2 separate regions of the Homo sapiens genome follow, and region 1 is linked to region 2. Evidence: chromatin loops called from intact Hi-C (ENCODE). Cell type or tissue: heart left ventricle. All regions are shown on one strand.

Evidence for each region. A loop is a pair of places that touch in the nucleus more often than their neighbours do. Peaks named below come from ENCODE experiments on the same cell type or tissue, not always from the same donor. Only the 100,000 strongest peaks of a DNase experiment are listed, where the experiment ranks them.
Region 1: a loop joins it to region 2, with 2.7 times the contacts of the local background. A loop is called at or near these places in 34 of 110 quality-filtered maps.

What each region holds. Positions count from the first base shown.
Region 1 is chr14:102,681,540-102,686,539 of GRCh38, forward strand. It overlaps RCOR1 (REST corepressor 1), which reads left to right. Exons shown (of 12, transcript NM_015156.4): 3 at 356-439. Among named protein-coding and RNA genes, the nearest start is that of RCOR1, 91 kb to the left of the region's middle. In heart left ventricle, no CTCF peak of the experiment used is centred here; a DNase peak (open chromatin) is centred at 2,252.
Region 2 is chr14:102,522,112-102,527,111 of GRCh38, forward strand. LOC105370680 (a long non-coding RNA gene) reads left to right here. Exons shown (of 4, transcript XR_944239.2): 2 at 3,150-3,297. Among named protein-coding and RNA genes, the nearest start is that of ANKRD9, 15 kb to the left of the region's middle. RefSeq lists a silencer at 2,432-2,731. In heart left ventricle, CTCF peaks have their summits at 2,533 (motif pointing right) and 2,743; DNase peaks (open chromatin) are centred at 1,820 and 2,610; H3K4me3 peaks cover 1,426 bases; H3K27ac peaks cover 800 bases.

The DNA of each region.
Region 1 (5,000 bases), 160 kb after region 2:
TAAAAAGTAACTCAGGCAGAGAAGGGTAAGGGTGCTGCAAGCACACATGAAGAATTAACATTTTAAAAGAACCTTTGAGCACCTTGGCACCTGTGGATTTCTTCTTGGATGTCTCATGCCTAAAAGCAGAGCAGCATACTGTAAAATCAGTAAAAGTAGGAAAGGACTTGCAAGTAGAAATGTTTCAGCAGACTCTCGCCTCCCCCATCTCCATCCTCACTCTGATGTTAAGTGTGGGGCCCATTGGGCCAGATACAGGTAAAAAGGTGGGTGATGTCATTAAAAGGTATTGTTACTTATAGCTTATTATATGTGTTAAATTTTAATAAGAATTTTCTTTTTTCTTTCTCCCAAGCCAAACTGGCAAGACGCAGTCAAGAACGGGACAATCTTGGCATGTTGGTCTGGTCACCCAATCAAAATCTGTCAGAAGCAAAGTGTAAGTCTTGGAGCACTTTATTTTCCACCTTTCTTGTTTAATGTAAGGTTTTAAAGGTACCTTTGAAGGTAAAAGCTTCTATATGTATTAAATTTCTTTTCTATTTTAAGATAAATAATTTAAAGAGTTTTAAAGTGTATATTTCTTTTTTTAAAATTTTTTATTTTTTGAGATGGATTCTGGCTCTGTTGCCCAGGCTGGAGTGCAGCAGCACGATCTGGGCTCACTGCAATCTCTGCTTCCTGGGTTCATGTGATTCTCCAGCCCCAGCCTCCTGAATAGCTGGGATTACAGGCACCCATTACCACACCCAGCTAATTTTTGTATTTTTAGTAGAGATGGGGTTTTGCCATGTTGGCCAGGCTGGTCTCAAACTCCTGACTTCAGGTGATCCGCCTGCCATGGCCTCCCAAAATGTTGGGATTACAGGTGTGAGCCACTGCGCCCTGTGATCTGTTCCATTTTTGAACATGTTCTTTCTTACAGAGCACTAAAAATCTGCCTCCCTGTAATTTGTAAAAGCTTTGTTTTCCTGAACTTTGCTAAATAAGTTTGCTTCCATATGTGTCCTTTAAATGTTCAGTCATCGTATCTCCTTTACTGTCTGAGTCCAAGCTAGTTGCTTCAGGTGCCTTTTCAGATGGTTTTTTTGGGGATCTCTTTTCATCTCCTGTTGTCCTTCTAAGTGTGTTCCAGTTGGCCACAATGTCCATCTTAAATTGTACTCAGAACTGAATATGAAGAATACTGAGCATTTTTTGAACCTTTATGCCAGCACAGTACTAAAATGTTTTTCATACTCCTGTATCATTCAGTGTTCACAGTAACCCAGGAGGAAGATTTTTTCTCTGTTTTACAGATGGCATCCCATAGTTCAAAGAGTCAGAGGGTTGTAAAAGTAGCACAGATAGTGAGTGGCGGAACCCCAAGTAGTTCACTCCTGGGTCATAATCTCACTTATTTCTCAGGCTGTGTTCATTTAGCCTGTTAGCCACTATCTTTCTGTTATTACAGTTTAAAGTTGTATTAGTCACTTTTCCTATTGTATTGCTTATTGGAGTCTTTGGAGTCAGAATTTAATTTTAATGTTATCTTATTTTTCATAGACCTAGAAGAAAAGGGCAGAATATGTAAAGTTAATTGATTTTTAAACAGTGGTGTTGCCTATAAAATAAATTTACAGTTTTATTGTAAGCCCTGATTACAATCGTTTTAAGTTTAAAGTTGGTTAAAACTTTAAACTTTAAAAAAACTAACCTGTCCACTGAGGCTCCCAGTGGACAGCGAGCTCGGCTTGTGGCTGAGACACACTTGAGCCAGGCCAGAGGCATAGGAGGACCAAATTTGACAGATATCAATACACGATTCTTACTGAGGCCTTTGAAACGGACCCTTGTCCTGGAATTACTGTCAGAAAAGAACCGGCCAGAAAAACAGACTCCCGAGCCACGAGTCCAGGTTTGGTTTCAGAATTGGAGAGGTGGAGCACGGAAAAGAAGCCAGAGCAGCGCCAGCGTGGAGGCCACCTGGGCGCAGGTCCCCCCGATCCCAGACCCTGGTCAGCCTGGGGTGCTGACCCCTACTGTTCCACCAGCGGGGCTTCCCCGGGGGTCCCAAGCAATGTGGGCAACTTCTCTTGGGAATCGGAGGATGCTTTGGGCCAAGCTCTCCTCTGGGGGCGCGCTGATGTTCCGTGCGCGAATGTGGCCCCCGCTGACCTGGAGATGGCAGCCAGTGCGCTCGGCCACGCTTAGGGAGATGTCCCTTGATCTCCGCCCTCGGGCCCAGTGCTGCTTCCGGGTCCCTCTTGCCACCAGCCCTTCCCACAGCTGGAAGCTGGCAGTGCTGGGCCTCAAGTTCATCCCGGGGCACCCGGCCTGCTCCCCATACACCAGTCCCTAGCTCTGCGGGGGCTGGGGCTGCACCCTCCTGCTGTGGAGCAGCAGCCGAGGTGGGGCTGGCAGCTGGGGGAGGCGCCTGGGTGCGCCGTGACCTGGGAGCAGCCCTCTCCGCCCCAGCCCCCGCAGCTCTGACCGTATCCCGCCTCTCTGCCTCTTTCCTGGCCATAGTCACAGCCACAGCCATCGCAGGACCCGGCTGAGCGCTAGGAACAGGTTCCTTGTCTTCCTCCAGAATCCAACTCGCACGGGAGGCCCCAGCACCCCTGCCCCCAACCCGCTGCGGAGTCTGAACCTCAAGCGGCTGCATAGCAAACCCGTGGAAATGACCTGTCAGTGTCAGGCAGTGGAAGACAGATGAACTAAGCAAGGGCTCATCGGTAGTGTTCACGTTATGAAAATTGAAGAGAAATATCAAGATTTATTTACTTTGTCACGGAAGGGCTTCCAGACATACCTTTCAGGGAAATCGAGTTGTTAGGGTGGAAGGGCCTTGGGGTGCATGAGACCTAGGGGTTTTCCTTAGATGGCATAAAAAAGGATTGACTTTATAGAATACATCTGTCTTTCCATTTATTAACCGAGTAAACACGGAGCACTGAGAGTGAACAAAGTCCACTAGCGAGAAGGCAGGATGAGGACGGCTTTGTAGAAATGCATTATTTTCTATCAGGAAAGAGCAATGATTTCTACTCTGGGAAAAAAACAAAACAAACACTTACCTAAAAGTAATATTTACATATTGTTGAAAGTTCATAGATAAAAGTATAAAGAATAAAAAAAATTCACCTATTATTCCATCACCCAGAGGTGATAATCGTTAAACATTTTGGGGTATTTCTTCCAATTTTTTTTGTATGTATTTATATAAGTGAGATGATAGATTATCTGTGTGTGTGTATGTGTGTATTGTCTTCCTGAGCATCGGACCTAAGCAGTTTCCACGTTGTTAAAACTGCTTATAAAGGTTTTAAATAACTAGGTGTAATACTTTATTACATGGATATGTCAGTATGTTTAACAATTACTCTATTGAAAATTTAGGTGTCTCAGTTTTGGAAGAATATGGAAGTCTTGGTTGTCCAGCATTTATTCTGACATTAAGTAGAAATAAGTGATTTAGGACATATTTCTAGCAGATACTAAAAAACTGTGTATAGGATGTCTGGAGATCCCTGGCTTTTCTTGTGTGTGTGTGTGTGTTTTTTTTTTCCTCTTCTTTTCAAAGTGGCTGTTCAGAGTTCTGCCTCTTAGGGTTACTGAAAGCTTATAAAGTTATGTTGTAATTATAAAAATAAATGCTATTTTAGAAAATTCAAATAGTACATAATGCATAATATATAATTGTTTTCCACAAAATGTGAACTGTTATCAGTCTGCTCATAAGTACATCTGGGACTTTGTTTCATCTCAGTATATCTACAGTTATCTAATTTTTTTTTACTGTAACTAGTATGGATGTATCATAATTTAGCCTTTTTTTAAACAAAATTACCTGTATTACCTATTGATGAATATTTATAATCTTAGTTCTTTTTTTAAACTCTGTTTTTTAAAAAACCTGATCCGTAGAATGACTCTAGTTTAACATTAATGAATTGTACATTTCTTTTTTTTTTTTTTGAGACAGAGGTTTATTCTTATTGCCCAGGCTGGAGTGCAGTTGTGCGATCTTGGCTCACTGCAACCTCCACCTCCTGGGCTCAAGAGAGTCTCCTGCCTCAGCTTCCCAAGTAGCTGGGACTACACACGCAGGCCCCTGCACCTGGCCTTGAATTGTACATTTCAGAATAGCTAGAAGAGGGCTGAGTGCGGTGTCTCACCCCTGTAATCCCAACAGTTTGAGAGGCTGAGGCGAGCTGATCACTTGAGCTCAAGAGTTTGAGACCAGTCTGGGCAACATGGTGAAACCCCATGTCTCTCAAAAAGTCCAAAAGTTAGCTGGGTGCGTGGCATGTGCCTGTAGTCCCAGCACTTGGAGGCAGAGATGAGGATGCTTGAGCTCAGGAGTTCAAGACCAGCCTGGGCAACATAGATCTCCCCTCTATTAAAAAAAAACGGGGAGGCGGGGGCTAGAAGAGAATAATTTTGAATGTTCCTAATATAGAGAAAATGTAAATATTTAGGATTATGGATATCCCAGTTACCCTGATTTGATTATATGAATGTATCAAATTATCACATGTACCCTGGAAATATGTACATCTGATATGTATCAGTAAAATAAAATACATACATTTTAAGAGAGGATCTTGGCTCTGTTGTCCATGCTGGAGCTCAGTGGCACAGTCATAGCTCACTGCAGCCTTGAACTCCTGGGCTCAAGCTGTCATTTTAAAAAAAGCAATAGTGAAGATTTTTGCCCCTTAATACATTTCTTATTTTCTTGTTTAAAATAGATTTTATATTTTAGAGACATTTTAGCTTCACAGCTAAATTGAGCAGAAGGTACAGAGTGCCCATTTATCTTCTGCCCCCACACACCCACACCCTCCCCCAGTGTGAACATCCTGCGCTGGAGTCCACCAAAGGGATACGTTTGTTACAATCAAGCAGCCTACAGTGACACATTCTTATCACCCGAAATTCATAGTTTACATTAAGCTTCACTCTTGTGTTGTATGTTCTGTGGATTCCGACAAATGTATAATGACCTGTCCACC
Region 2 (5,000 bases):
GGTTTCACCGTGTTAGCCAGGATGGTCTTGATCTCCTGACCTCATGATCTGCCCATCTTGGCCTCCCAAAGTGCTGGGATTACAGGCGTGAGCCACTGCGCCCAGCCCTTTTTTTTTTTTTTAAGTGGAGACGGGGTTTCACCATATTGGCCAGGCTGGACTCAAACTCCTGACCTCGTGATTCGCCCACCTCGGCCTCCCAACGTTCTGGGATTACAGGTGTGAGCCACCATGCCCAGCTGCATTTTATTTCTTTAGTCAACATCCATAGCAGCATTATTCATAATACCCTCAAAATGGAAAGGCATATCCATTAACTGGTGAATAGATGTATAAAGTGTGGGATTTCCATACAATGGAAATTATTCAGCAATAATTATTCTCGCCATCTGCCCAGGCTTGTCTCAAGTGACCCACCTGCCTCAGCCTCCCAAAGTGCTGGGATTACAGGTGTGAGCCACCACTCATGGCCTACATCAATAAAACTCTTAGAGAAGGCCAGGTGTGGGTGGCTCACACCTGGAATCCCAGCACTTTGGGAGGTTAAGACAGGAGGATCACTTGAGCCCAAGAGTTCCAGGCCAGCCTGAGAAACATGGCAAAACCTCTTCTCTACAAAAATTTTAAAAATTAGCCAGGCATAGTGGCACGTGCCTGTGGTCCCAGCTACTCGGAAGGCTGAGGTGGGAGGACCGCTTGAGCCCAGGAGTTTGAGGCTTCAGTGAGCTGTGATCACACCACTGCACTCCAGCCTGGGTGACAGAGGGAGACTCTATCTCAAAAACAGAAAAAAAGGGCCAGGCGTTGTGATTCACGCCTGTAATCCTAGCACTTTGGGAGGCTGAAGCTGGTGGATCACGTGAGGTCAGGAGTTTGAGACCAGCCTGGACAACATGGTGAAACCCCGTCTCTACTAAAAAGTACCAAAAAATTAGCTGGGTGTGGTGGTGGGTGCCTGTAATCCCAACTACTCGAGAGGCTGAGGCAGAATTGCCTGAGCCCAGGAGGCAGTGAGCCACTTCCCTCCAGCATAGGTGAAAGAGTGAAACTCTGTCAAAAAAAAAGAAAAAGAAAAGAAAAGAAAGGAAGGAAGGGTTCGCAGAGGTTGCAGTGAGCCACTTCACTCCAGCCTGGGTGAAAGAGTGAAACTCTGTCAAAAAGAAAGGAAAGAGGAGGGGAAGGGAGAAGGAGGAAGGAAGAGAGAAAGAAAAAAAGAGCCAGAGCTTGAGCTAAGCCTTCAGATGGGCTGTGGCAGGAAGGAAGGAAGGAGGGAGAAAGAAAAAAAGAGCCAGAGCTTGGGCTAAGCCTTCAGATGGGCTGTGGCTGGAAGGAAGGAAGGAAGGAAAGGAGAAAGAAAAAAAGAGACGGGAGGGAGGGAGGGAGGAAGGAAGGAAGGAAGGAAGGAAGGAAGGAAGGAAGGAAGAAAGAAAGAGAAAAAAAGAGCCAGAGCTTGCGTTAAGCCTTCAGATGGGCTGTGGCTCAGCTGAGACCCGGTCAATGCTGGAGGCAGCCCTGAACCTTCCCGGTTTCAGCCCCCAAACCCTTGGGGCCTGTGTGTGGTCCCAGGGCCCCGGATACGCGAGCCTGGATGTGTGGCGCCGAGTTGTTTACAGAAAACTCTCCGTGAGGGAACGAGGCCTATTTTCAATGATAAATGCCCCAAATCACAAGTAGTTCAACCCCCAAGTCTGAATTCTCCCAAACTGGAGAAATCGGCTTATTTCCAATAACAAGCTCCAGGCTCAGGGGAGGCCAGCCCAGCCGCGCAGGTGAAGCTGCAATTAGTGCAGGGCAATTAGGGACGCTCCCCGTTCGGGTGGGGCCTGGCCCACGGCGGCGCTTCGGGAGGGAAAGGCAGAGAGGGTGTGCGCCAGCCCCAGCCGCCCACGAACCGCTGGGAGCAGACCCCTCTCTCTGGCCTGGAGGGGACACGGTGCCACTGACTTGAGCCTGGAACCAAAGGGCGGGGTACCCATGCACCCCTGTGCTGAGAGATTCGCTGAGAGCCGCGCAGAGGGCCCCAGAGTCCAAACAGGACACCCAGGATTGAGGCGAGGTTAGGAAACGCACAGTACCTGAGGTCCTCACTTTCAGGGCTCCCTGAGTGATGAAAGGGGGGCTGGGAGAAGGCAGAGGCTGCCCGGGAGAGAAGAGCAGCTTTGGGGGGTTCTGGGTCCCCGCACCCCACCCCGCACTAACCAACTCCCCCAGCCCCAGATAGAAGGGGAGCTGGGCAGGTTCTGGGGGGTCAGCCCCAGGCAGGACCGCTCCCCAACACCCTTCCCTTGGTTACCCTCAGGTATGGAGTCCAGAGTGGAGTCAGCCATGCTCAGACCTTGACCCCCTTTTTTTAAATTTAATTTTTAGTAGAGATAGGGGGTCTCACTATGTTGCCCAGGCTAGCCTCAAACTCCCAATCTCAAGCGATCCTCCCCCCTTGGCTTCCAAAGTGCTGAGATTACGGATCTGAGCCTCCACGCCTGCCCTGAGCCTCGCCCTGCGGCTGCCTGGGCTCCTCCCCGCCTCCGCCCCGGACCACCAGGGGGCGCTGTGAAGCCTGAGACTGGCCGGGCTTCACCTTGGACCCGCCAGGAGTCCCTGCAGGAGTTGGGAGCCCCGCCAGCCACAGCTACTTCCCCGACCCTCCCGGCTTCCCACCGCTGATTGGACCAGGCATGGGCATCTGACTGAGGGGAGCCTATCCATAGGCTGGCCAGTGATCTATCAGGGCTGGCCTAGTGAGAACACGGCCAATCAGATGCTTTCCTGGAACCCGGGGCCAAAGCTGCCCCAGGGGAGTGTGGTAGCCGCAGGCAGAAGGGCTAGCCCGGAGACAGGAGGGGGAGGTCCGAGGAGGGGATCCCGGCGAGGGAGACGCGGGGCGAGTGGCCTGGGCTCCTCCTTGGCTTGACCCAGCTTAGACTTTCTCAAACCGAAGTCATTCTCGCTGGCTCCTGGCGACTCTCATCCTGTCCGCTGTCACCCTTTCGTGATTGACCTGAAATCACTTCGTCACTGCAGCCGCACCCTAAGCATTCATCTCATATCTGTGATGTTTGCTGTGCTCCTTATGTTTGCTCTAATATGGGTTAAACCAAATTCAACACCATCAAAATAATGTTCTTCCATTTGCACACCCACTTTCACAGTAGCAGCGTTCCCAACAGCCAAAAGGTGGGAGCAGCCCACGGGTCCACGGACGGGTGAAGGGGTGAGCAAACAGTCTATACGGACAGTGGAGAGCTCTTTAACCGCAGAAAGAAGGAAATTCTGCATATGCTGCAACATGGATGAAAGGTGAACCCTGACATTATGCGGAGTGCAATAAGCTAGTCACAAAAAGACAAATACTGTAGGATTCCACTTACATTCTGTGTCCAGAGTAGTCAAATTCAGAGAGACAGGAAGTAGAATAGTGGTTGCCAGGGGCTGGGAGGAGCCGTGAATGGGGAGGTATTGTTTAATGGGTATGGAGTTTCGGCTTAGATTGAACTGTACGCTTTTTTTTTCCTTCCTTCCTTCCTTCCTTCCTTCCTTCCTTCCTTCCTTCCTTCCTTCCTCCCTCCCTGCCTCCTTTCTTCTTTCCTTCCTTCTTTCTTTTCCTTCCTTCCTTCCTCTTTTTCTCTTTCCCTCTTTCCCTCCTTTTTCTCTTTCTCTTTCCTTCCTTTCTTTCTTTTTCTTTCTTTCTTCCTTTCTTTCTCTTTCTTTTTCTTTCTCTTTCATTCGTTTGTTCCCTCCCTTTCCTTCCTTCCTTTCTTTCTCTTTCTTTATTTTTCTTTTCTTTCTTTCCATTCCTCCCTTCCTCCTTCTTTCCCCTGACCATGGCAAAGACGTGAACTGTACACTTAAGCATGGTTTAAACGGTAAGTGTTATGTGATGTGCGTTTTACCACCATGTTTGAAAAAGGTTCTTCTGTGCACCCCAGAACCCATCCTGCGTGGGGATCCACAGAGCGCCCAGCCCAGCCTCTGCATGGCATGACCAAGAGCATTTGCTCACCGGGGGGCTCACCGTGGCCTGAGCTAGGGCAAAAGTACCAAGCCAGGATGGCCCTACCCAGCCAGAGCCGGAGACTGAGGGGTCAAACTGGGGTACTTTCCTCGTCTGCAAGGAGAACTCATAGCAGTCCTCTTTAAGGTTCTTTTTTTTTTTTTTTTTGAGACCATGACTCACTCTGTCACCCAGCCTGGAGTGTAGTAGCGCCATCTCAGCTCACTGCAACCTCTGCCTCCCGGGTTCAAGCGATTCTCCTGCCTCTGCCTCAGCCTCTTGAGTAGCTGGGACTATAGGCATGCACCACCATGCCCAGCTAATTTTAGTATTTTTGGTAGATACTGGGATTCACCATGTTGGTCAGGCTGGTCTTGAACTCCTGACCTCAGGTGATCTGCCCGCCTTGGCTTCCCAAAGTGCTGGGATTACAGGCATGAGCCAACGCGCCCGGCCCCTCTTTAAGGCTCTCAAGGGCCCTGTCTGCCAAGGAAGAAAATGCCATCCCAACCCCCAGCCCCACCCCCACTTCCATACACACGTTGGCCTTAGTGGGGACTAAAAGCAGAGAGGAAATGGAGGCTTAGAGAGGTCGAGTGACATGCCCAAGGTCACACAGCCACAACCGGAAGCCAGCAATTCCAATGGCAAAATCCATACTCTCTCTAAAACTTTGCTTCTGAACTACAAGAATGAGAGCCTGGCGAGTGCAGGCTAGGTTGAGGAGAAGCCACCGGACAGACACAGAACACCTTCCGGCGCACCAGCCTTCCGTGGCCATTTGGAGTGGGAGGTGCAAAATTGAGCAAATGCATAAAACCTAACTTTTGCATCACACAAGGATTCCCATGTTGCAGGGGTACCGCGTAACACTCGCATGGAGTTTTTTGGTTTGGGTTTTTTGTTTTGTTTTGTTTTTTTGTTTTGTTTTGTTTTGTTGAGACAGAGTTTTGCTCTTTTTTTTTTCTTTTTTTTTTTTTTGAGACGGAGTTTCGCTCTTGTTGCTCAG